Regions from separate parts of the Homo sapiens genome. Here region 1 is linked to region 2. A link is a contact called in ENCODE Hi-C or POLR2A ChIA-PET data. All regions are on one chromosome and are shown on one strand. Each heading gives the region's core, a stretch centred on a gene start or an enhancer-like site at or near the end of the contact. The rest is flanking DNA. Distances are from core to core; before and after follow the strand shown.

Region 1 (5,206 bases), core at 1,986-4,485, 570 kb before region 2:
TAGGATTATATTGGCTCCATGGGTCAGTTCCAGAAGTTGACATTTTTATAATATTGATTTAAAAATCTATGTCTTATATTCTCTAATTTACTTGATCGTCCTTAATTTTTCACAATAATGCTTATAGTTTTTTATGTAGAGGCCTTGTACATACATTTTGTGTTATATATCTCTAAGTGTTTAACATTATTTGATTATGTTGTAAATGGCATATTTTCTTTTTTTCTTTTTTGGCTAGTGTATAGAATTGATTTTTGTATATTGACTTCACATCTAGTTTCTTTGCTAATACACTTACAAATTCTAAAACTACCCGTAATTCTTTTGGAATGTTTACACATACAACCATATGACTTTAAATAATGATTTTTTAAAAAAATAATAAAGATAACTTCTTATTACTGTATTTTTATGTCTCAAGGTATTAGGATTACTGTTGGTAATGTGGGACTAGTCACAGTTTTTTAAAAATATAGAGTCCATCAATAAACAAATTTATTGCCATGCTTTAAGTCAATACATATGAAACTTGTGCTATTTCAGTTGTAGCATTGTTTCCATTATAAATATGTCTGAAATTTGTTAATTAGTAGGTTGGCAATTCAAAATTCATTTTCATCAATTCAGAAAAGGATAAGGCTAAATTTATCTTTCTTCTCACAGTTAAAAGGCAGACAGTTAAATAGCATTAGAAAGGTTAAGAGGAGGCTGGGTACAGTGGCTCACATCTGTAATCCTGCACTTTGGGAGGCCAAAGTGGGAGGATCACTTGAGGTCAGGAGTTCAAGACCAGCCTTGCCAACATGGCGAAACCCTGTCTCTAATAAAAATACAAAAGTTAGCCAGGGCTGATGGCACATGCCTGTAATCCCAGCTGCTCAGGAGGCTGAGGCAGAATTACTTGAACCCGAGAGGTGGAGGTTGCTGTGAGCCAAGATTGCGCCATTGCACTCCAGCCTGGGCAACAGTGCAAGACTCCATCTCAAAAAAAAAAAAAAAAAAGGTTAGGAGGTATATTCACCAACTTCTTGTAGCGTATCTCAGCTAAAACCCTTATTACTTCATTGAATTAACCTTTTAACCAGCCTCCCTTTTTCTAAGCCTTTAGTGTGTTTCTTCATAATGTTAGAAAAGTATTATTTTCCTTTTTAAAAAGACTTTATTTTTTACAGAAGTGTTTAGGTCCACAGAAATACTGAGCAGAAAGTACAGTTCCCCCATTGTCCCTCTTCTACCTGCTCCACAAACAGCCAGGAAGAGTCCATGTTGCAGTTGAAATGTGAAGACCACCTGCTGACAGAATTCCCTTTTGTTTGGGGGAAGTCAGTTGTTTCTTCTATTAAGGCCTTCCACTAATTGTACGAACCCAACCCACATTATGGAAGACAATCTGCTTTATTCAAAATCCACCAATTTAAATGTTGATCTCATCCACAAACACCCTTTTGGAAATATCCAGAATAACATTTGACCAACTATCCAGACACTGTGGCCTAGAAGGGTTGATACAGAAAATTAACCATCACAAGCTCACTCCTTGTCACCTTGGCACTCATACCCATCTCCTAAACCATATTTAAATCTTCAAATAAGGACAATAATAAGGTTATACCTCTACCTAACATGAGGTATGGAATTATGTGGGTACAACTGAAAATGCACCAATCCTTTCCCCAGAAGAAGATGCAAAGTCTTTGGCTGATATTTACTCTTCTTGATGTCCTGTAACTTACACACTGTGATGCAACATTAATAATACTTAAATTCTATGATATAAAGTCAATATATCTTATGTTACATGTTAAGGTGATAAGAAAGGAAAAATATTTGCTTTGTACACACACATACAAATGTATTTATAACAAAAATGAGCAAATATGACAATTATAGTTCTGATTTTGGTAACTGGTCATGTGGTCATAGCTGGTATTTGTAACTACCTACCTTCTTCCACTCTACCTCCAATATTCCCTTTGCCTCAGCAAGTCCCTCAGTTGGCTGTGGTTCTTTACCTGGTGAGGTGACATGAACCTTTGAAGGATTTAATGTTATTTGATTAGATTGAAAATGACATATTCAAATTTTTTTCTAGCATATAGAATTTATTTTTATGTATTGACTCTGCATCCAATATCTTAGCAAATGCATCTATTAATTAAAAAATTATCTCTCCTTTTTTTGGAAGTTTTACATGTATAGCCATGTTATCTGTGAATACTGACAGTTTTAATTCTTCTTTTCCTGATCTTATAATTTTTATGTCATTATCTTGCTTTATTGCACTAGCTAGAACTTCTAATAGAGTGCTGGATAAAAGTGGTGAGAACAGGTACTTGTCTTGTTCATGATATTGAAGAAAAACTTTTAATATTTTCACATGAAGTATAATGTTTGTTGTATGTATTTAGAACTATTTTTTTAAATCAAATTTGGAAGTTCTAACCTATCCCTACTTTGCTAGGAGTTTTTTAAATTGTATTTTATTTTAACATAATTGTGATTAACATGTAGTTGTAAGAAATAATGCAGAGAAATCCTATGTTTTCTTTACCAGTTCCTTTCAATTATAATATATTTAAAAATGATGGTACCAAAAAAATGGCAGATAGGAGGCAGGACTAACTTGCAGTTCCCACTTGGATGGACAGAGCAGCATGTGGAGACTCACACTGCGAACTTTTGCTCTAAGAACTACCACAGGAATGTATCAGGAGTGCCGAGAGAATCCACAGACTCTGTAAAGGAAGTGGATTGGCGCTGCAGGTTCCGTGAGACAGCTGAAAAACTGTGAGTGCCCAAAGTGTGAAAGTGTGAAAGGGGGATCATCTGCTCTGCCCCCAAACACACATCCTCACTGGGGAACCTGAAGGCCCAAATCATGGGAGAAGTATTTGACCTTACCTGGAGCTGAGACAAATTTAGAGAGCCAGTGAAATACAGGGGTCTCTACTTCTAAGCAACAGGAAGAGCACTGTGGGCACTCTCGGTCCCCAGGAAAGCCATTTCTGACTTTGCTCACAGGGGTCCTTAGGGAGGGCTGCCTGTGAAATTGGGGAAAGACCACAGGGAGAAGGAAACTTTCAGCTGAGCTTTGTAACAATTTCAACCCAATGTGAAGTTTTTGGGACGGAACCCGGAGAAAGGGAGGAACTGAGAGTGCGGACTCAGCACAGAAGCTGTGGCAGGCGGGGAGGCATGAAACCTGAAAGCCCTGCTTTCGTTCTCAGTGGAGGGGCTTGCAGCCTGGGACAAGTTCTCAGCCCTGCTCACTGGCCGCCTGGCTATAAACTTGGTGCTGTTGTGGGGGCAGGGTGGGAGTGAGACTGGCCTTTCTGGCTGTGTGGGAACTTGGTAAGGCCTGTAACCACTAGCTTTCCCCCACTTCCCTGGTGAACTGCATGACACAGCACAGACAGCCATAATTGCCCTGGGAACATAACTCCATTGGACTGAGAACCACACCCTCATCCCCTACAGCAGCTGCAGCAAGCCCTGCCCAAGGAGAGTCTGAGCTCAGACACCCCTAACCCTGCCCCAACCTGATGGTCTTTCTCAACCCACCCTGGTAGCCAGAGATAAAGAACATAATCTGTCCGGAGCTCTACGGCCCCACCCACCACCTGAGAAACCCAAATTCTTATCCAGGTGTCACTAGGGAAAGCCTGTATCCTCCTTCCCTATACTACCTACAGCTGATGCTCTCTTGTAAGCGCCACCTCCTGGCTGGAGGCCAACCAACACAAAACTTATCCAGACAACCCTAGGGCAAACTTGTATCCTCCCTATACTATTGCTGTTGAAAGACCTGAAGACAGATCACATCACAGCACCCTTTGCCAACACTCCCTAGTACCAGCCCAGAACTCGGAAGCTCCACTAGGTGGCCAGACCCAGAAGAGAAATAACAATCACTGCCGTTAAGCTCTCAGGAAGCCCCATCCCTAGGGGAAGGGGGAACAGCACCACATCAAGGGAACACCCTGTGGGACAAAAGAATCTTAAAGCAGCCCTTGAGCCCCAGATCTACCCTCTGACATAGTCTACCCAAATAAGAAAGAACCAGAAAAACAATTCTGGTAACATGACAAAACAAGGTTTTTTTTTTTTTTTTTTTTTTTTTTTTTTTTAAATCACCCCCAGAAGATCATACCAGCTCACCAGCAATGGATCCAAACCAAGAAGAAATCTCTGAATTGCCAGGAAAAGAATTCAGAAGGTCGATTTATTTTATTATTTTATTTTATTTTATTGAGACAGTGTCTCACTGTGTCCCCCAGGATGGAGTGCAGTGGTGCAATCTTGGTTCACTTCAACCTTTGCCTCCCGGCTTCAAGTGATTATCCTGCCTCAGCCTCCTGAGTAGCTGGGACTACAGGCACACGCAACAACACCCGGCTAATTATTGTATTTTTATTAGAGATAGGGTTTTGCCATGTTGGCCAGGCTGGTCTCAAACTCCTGACCTCAGATGATCTGCCCGCCTTGGCCTCCCAAAGTGCTGGGATTACAGGCATGAGCAACCATGCCTGGCCCAGAAGGTCGATTATTAAGCTACTTAAGGAGGCACCAGAGAAAGGTGAATATCAACTTAAAGAAATCTTAAAAATGTTACAGGACATGGATGGAAAAATTTCCAGAGAAGTAGATGGCATAAATAAAAAAAATCTCAACTTCTGGAAATGAAGAACACACTTAGAAAAATGCAAAATACACTGGAAATTCTCAGCAATAAAATTGAACAAGTAGAAGAAAACAGTTCAGAGCTGGAAGACAAGGCTCTTGAATCAACCCACTCCAACAAAGACAAAGAAAAAATAATTTAAAAAATGAACAAAGCATCCAAGAAGTTTGAGATTATGTTAAATGAACAAACCTGAGAATAATTGGTGTTCCCAAAAAAGGAGAGATATCTAAAAGTTTGGAAAACTTATTTTAGGGAATATTTGAGGAAAACTTCCCTGGCCTTGCTAGAGATCTAGACATCCAAATACAAGAAGCTCAAAGAACACCTGGGAAATTCATTGCAAAAAGATCATCACCTAGGCACATAGTCATCAGGTTATCTAAAATCAAGACAAAGAAAATAATCTTAAGAGCTGTCAGGCAAAACCAGTAGGTAGCCTATAAAGGAAAACCTGTCAGCTTAATGGCTAATTTCTTTGCAGAAACCCTACAAATTAGAAGGGATTGGGGTCCTATTTTTAGC
Region 2 (5,096 bases), core at 985-3,484:
TAGTGGTATCACAGGGTTTTCTTTACATAGGATGAGTTGCTTCCCTTAAAAGTCTCTTTGTCCTTAACTTTTGACAATTTTATTACAATGTATCTCAGTATGTTCTCTTTTAAGTTGAACCTATTTGGAAACATTTGAGATTCTTGAATCTGGATTCACAATTTCCAAATCTTCCCCAAATTAGGAAGGTTTTAGTCATTATTATTTAAATTAGCTTTCTGCTCCCTTTTTCTGTCTGTTTTCCTTAAAATTCCATAATGCATTTATTGGTTTACTTGATGGTATTCCATAAATCCCATAGGCTTTCTTCACCCTTTTTCATTATTTTTTTCTTTTCTTCTCTGACTGGATAATTTTAAATGATCTCTCTTTGAATTTGCAGATTCTTCCGCTTAACTGTGTGCTGTTGAAACCCTCTTTTGCATTTTTCATTCCACTCATTGTATTCTTTAGCTCCAGAACTGCTCTTTGGTTCTTTTTAATGATTTTCATCTCTTTGTTCAACTTCTCATTTTTTTCATATATTATTTTCCTGATTCCACTAAGTTACCAATCTGTTATTTTGTAGCTTGCTGAGCTTGTTTAAAACAATTATTTTTAATTCTTTGTCAGGAAATTTGTAGATCTTCATTTCTTAGGGATTCATTAGTGGATTTTTTTGTATTCCTTTAGTGTTATCATGTTTTCTTGATTTTTCCAGTTCTTTGTAGCCTTGCTTTGATGTGTGTGTATTTGAACAAGGAGTTACCTCTTCCAGACCTTACAGATAGGCTTCAGTTGGGAAAGATCTTCACCACAGATGGGTACAAGGGTGCTGGTCAGATGGGGTGCAGCAGCTTCTACTCTAAGGTGGTGCATTGGTATGAAATTCTAACAGCTGCATCAGCTGAGGTCAGTGTCAGCAAATACTATGGGGGCACTTGATGGCAAAATTTGTGGGTGTCCATGGCAGCAGCAATAGTTTCTTGGGCCCTTCTGTTCTCCATTTCTCCCACAGATGGAGTCTTCTCTGAGAAATATGGGCATATTTCTCAATGGTACCAGGGCCCAGAAAGTAGGTGCATGCATAGCAGTGGCAGCACTGGAGCCCAGGGAGATATATTAATATTAGAGACAAAAAGGTCAGGTGGCAATGGAAATACAAAGGGCAGGAAAATGCAAAAGTAGCTCTGAAGCAAAAAACGAAGAAAGATTTTGAAAGGGAGTAATTAAAGATGACTCAAAATCTCAATCCTGGAAAACAGGGACCTTATTGGTAATCTTAATGAAATTCATAACATTGGAAGATCATACTACATTAATAAAGATGCATGAGATTGATAGCTGATATTAATTTTGTCAATTATGGTATCTTCAATGTATCAAACATTGTGCTAAACATACAGTCTCATAAATTCTGACTTTAACCTTAAAAGATAGGTCCTAGTATTATTCCTCTTAACTATATATAAAGTAACTGACTCAACAAAAAATCTTAGGTCATTTTCAATGTTCAGACAAGTAGTAAATGGAAGAATAGATGTTTGTACCCACAAAAACTGACACCAAATATCCCAATAAAGATTATCGCTATTGTCTCTTCTTAACCACTGTGTTTTATTGCTTCCTCAGGGGTCTCAAAAGTCACCTACATACATGTGCTTAATGAATACAGAAGAGGAAATTGAAGTCCAGGAAGTTTAAGAAACTTTTTAAAAATCATGCAGTAAGTACCATATCCAGTCCCAGAGCCATGTGCCCTAGTGTTTTATTTAGTGCCCTTTAGAAACTTTACTCATAACAGGTACTTCATTCTAATAGAAAGCTTATTTTTCTACAATGTTCACCTCTGTCTCTTACCGTTCCCACAAACAAAATGCTGTTCTTAGGTGTAGGTAAAAAGTGAAATCTTAAAAATAAATTAGTGTTCAATCAGAGAAACCAATAAACCTCATTAGTCAATTATTCGAGGTAAATAATTGCATTTTCCTCAATAACGGGGTGTGTGGGTTTTTTATCTGAATCATTTGGTATTATATCATTAATCTTTTCAGTTCATTCTGCCAGTATTGGTAAGTGAAAATTATTCACTACAAGTGCTGAATAATTTGCATTTACCAATACTACATAAGAAAGTTTTCCTAAGGAGGCAAATTCGAGACAATAGTAATTTGGATGAGAATGTGTATCCTATGCTTCCATCTAGTGGTGGTCTTGCGCTATTACACGATGATGAAGACTGCTTTGCTTTAGTGTCATCCTCTTGCCTGTAAAACAGAGCAAGATTCTTCAGGTGTCCTCACTCGTATCACAGCTGATTCTGTATGCCAGGAAGGATGTGATAAGAGACTGAAACAAGGGTCGTGGGGGGGACGATGGTCTACTGGGTATGAAAAAACGATGATCTACTGGTTATCTGGTAATTCTGGGAACTGGAGAGGAAACAGGATTTCTGAGTGAGAGCAGGGTTTTTTGGAAGGATAGCAAATGCCCCCTACTGGCTGCTCTAGGCATGGCCAGTTATATTTCCAATGCATCAAAGCAAAACAGTTACGCGCAATTTGATGACGGGGACAAACTCAGAGAAATGCGTTGTTAGGTGATTTCCTCATTGTGCAAACATTGTAGAGTATACTTACACAAAACTCTATGGTCTAGCCTACTGCACACCTATGCTATATGATATTACTCCTAGGCCACAAACCTATACAGCACGTTATTATACCAAATACTATAGGCAATTGTAACACAATGGTACGTATTTGTGTATCTAAACATGTATAAACATAGACAAAATAGAAAAGGTTCAGTTAAAATGCAGTATAAAAGATGAATTGTATAGGGCACTTACCATGAATGGAGTTAACAGGACTGAAAGTTGTTCTGGGTGAGTTAGTGAGTTGTTCTGGGTGACTGAGTGTGAAAGCCCAAGACATGACTGTACACTACTGTCAACTGTACACTTAGGCTATACTAAATTTATACAAAATATTTTTCTTTCTTCAATAATAAATTAACCTTAGCTTATTGGAGAACTGCAGTCATATATGTGGTCCATCACTGACCAAAACGTCGTTGTGCAGCACATGACTGTAAATATGAAAACTAAATTAGTTGATCACTTAACCTCTCTAGTCCTAGCTTCCTCTGCATAAAAGAGAGCAGGAGAGACATTAAATGTAGTCTAAATGATTTCCAAAAGTCTTTCCCTATTAAGATTTTATGACTCTACAATTTGCAAATCAAGATATTTTGCCTAGATGACATCCTGCAGACACAGTGGGAAATTTATAGAAGCTTGGAATTTGTTGTTGTTGCTGTTGTCAGATCCAGTCTAAATAAGACCTTAGCTTTTCTTTTGTTTTCTCTTTATAGGCAAAATAATGGCTACATACCCCAAGATTGGCGACACAGCCATCCTTTCCAAATTTTCTCTTTATGTCGCTGCCAAAGAAATAAAAACTGGCTGACTGACATCATCAGAGTGGAAGAAGAGTAAACAGGAGACAATTTATGCAAGGGAGAGCTTAAACTACTACGAAATTCTCCAGTGACCCTGTGATTCATTTTGTTTCCTGGTAGTTACCACTTTCTAGTTCTGACAGATGTGCTTTTCTGCTTTTTTTTTTTTTCTTAAGAAGCTTACTGAGCTTGCAAAGGGAAGCTCTAAAGGAATAAGGTTAAGGAGCTAACTCAGCATCAACAGAGGCAGATGCCTTCTTGTAATTGAACTAAAACCCTTAGACTTTCTGTAAGTCAACTCTCTCTAGTGTAAGCCATTGCCTTATTTTTATTTTTATGCAGACCATTTCCCACTTAAAATTCATCATCAAAAAACAAACTGCTTTTATTTCTTCCTTAATGTTTATAGCGATATAGATAGTCTAGCAAAGATTATTCAGTAAAGAGGTCAGACAGATTCTCATCATGATTCATCCCTGCGATGCAGAAGGAGACACCAGGGCATCCTAACATAATTTAAGTGACAGTGAGGAGGCATATGACTTGACAGATATTTCCGAAAAATAAGTGCCCCAAATAGCTCCACTGAGTCCTGTAAAGAGGACATCTTCTATTCCAGTGCTTCATTCCTTCAGATCAAAGACCACTTCGTGAAGTCTCCTCTTCAATCTTGCTTATTCTTTATCAGCTACCAATATTTCTTTGCGAACGTAAAAGTTTAGCAGTCATCAAAGGTTGTCTCAAGATGATAGGACACAGAATTTTGGTAAGGAGAATGTGCAAAGCACCAATTTGCCTATAAATGAGAATCTCACTGATTTACCTATGAATGAGAACTGGCTGTCATGGAGGAGTACTATTTTGGGAGAATGTAAGTATCGTGGTTTTCTTTTGTTTTGTTTTGTTTTGTTTTGTCTTGTTTTGTTTTAAAATGGGATCTGAGATCAAATAAGTTTGAGAGACACAGAATTCAGCAGAACAAAGCAGGCTTTTTTTTTTTCAACTGAAGCCTTGAACGTGTTAATATTCATTCATTATTTAAGAAATATTTACTAATACCAACTATACTTCAAAGATAATTATAAGTGTTTGGGATGCCTCAGGGAACAAAACAAAGATCACTTCCTTGCAGAGCTTACATTCTAGCCGGATAAGACAGATTATGAACAATAAACATAATGTAAATTATATAAAACATGCTAAGCAGGATGAAAGGTAGATTGGTAACACAGGTTGTAGGAGGAAAGAAAGAATACGGTATTTTTAAAAAGAGTGGTCAGGGTATACTTCATTCAATAGATGACATTTTAGCATACATTTGAATTTGTTAAGGGAGTTAGCCATATAGATATCCAGATGAACAATATGTCAGGCAAGGGTGACAACCAGTGCAAAGGCCCTGGGGTAAGAGTGTGACCCCTAACAGAGTAATAAAATGTATAATGTTTCCCAAACTCATTTAGTACATAACAATTTTTCACAAAATGCCTTCAGTGTAGCCAAGAAATACTTTGGGAAATGTTAGTGTAGATGTTGCTTACTAAGTGAAGAGGGGACGAGGTAATAGATAGTGCTAGGGCCGAGGGGTTGGTGCCCTGGATCTCGTAAGAGCACTGAGGTGGAATGTACTGAAACAAACTTTGACCACAGTGCGG

The links. Hi-C counts contacts between places; a loop is a spot of excess contacts on that map. ChIA-PET counts read pairs that join two places held with the same protein, here RNA polymerase II (POLR2A). Pooled maps may share reads with other maps.
Region 1: a loop to region 2 is called in a pooled map, with 5 times the contacts of the local background. The contact joins two enhancer-like sites. A Hi-C loop is called at or near these places in 2 of 168 maps with a recorded cell type or tissue (GM13976 and PC-9), 7 of 37 single-sample maps with no recorded cell type and 10 of 50 pooled maps. POLR2A ChIA-PET finds 5 or more read pairs at or near these places in 1 of 52 experiments (B cell).

What each region holds. Positions count from the first base shown.
Region 1 is chr3:98,611,334-98,616,539 of GRCh38, reverse strand. No RefSeq gene overlaps it. Among named protein-coding and RNA genes, the nearest start is that of CPOX, 20 kb to the right of the region's middle. RefSeq lists enhancers at 2,961-3,110, 3,421-3,490. Within about 2 kb of position 3,235, at least 3 of the 41 ENCODE cell types and tissues checked have a DNase peak (open chromatin) inside an H3K27ac peak, as active enhancers do.
Region 2 is chr3:98,036,874-98,041,969 of GRCh38, reverse strand. No RefSeq gene overlaps it. Among named protein-coding and RNA genes, the nearest start is that of GABRR3, 4.1 kb to the right of the region's middle. RefSeq lists an enhancer at 2,331-2,625. Within about 2 kb of position 2,234, at least 4 of the 41 ENCODE cell types and tissues checked have a DNase peak (open chromatin) inside an H3K27ac peak, as active enhancers do.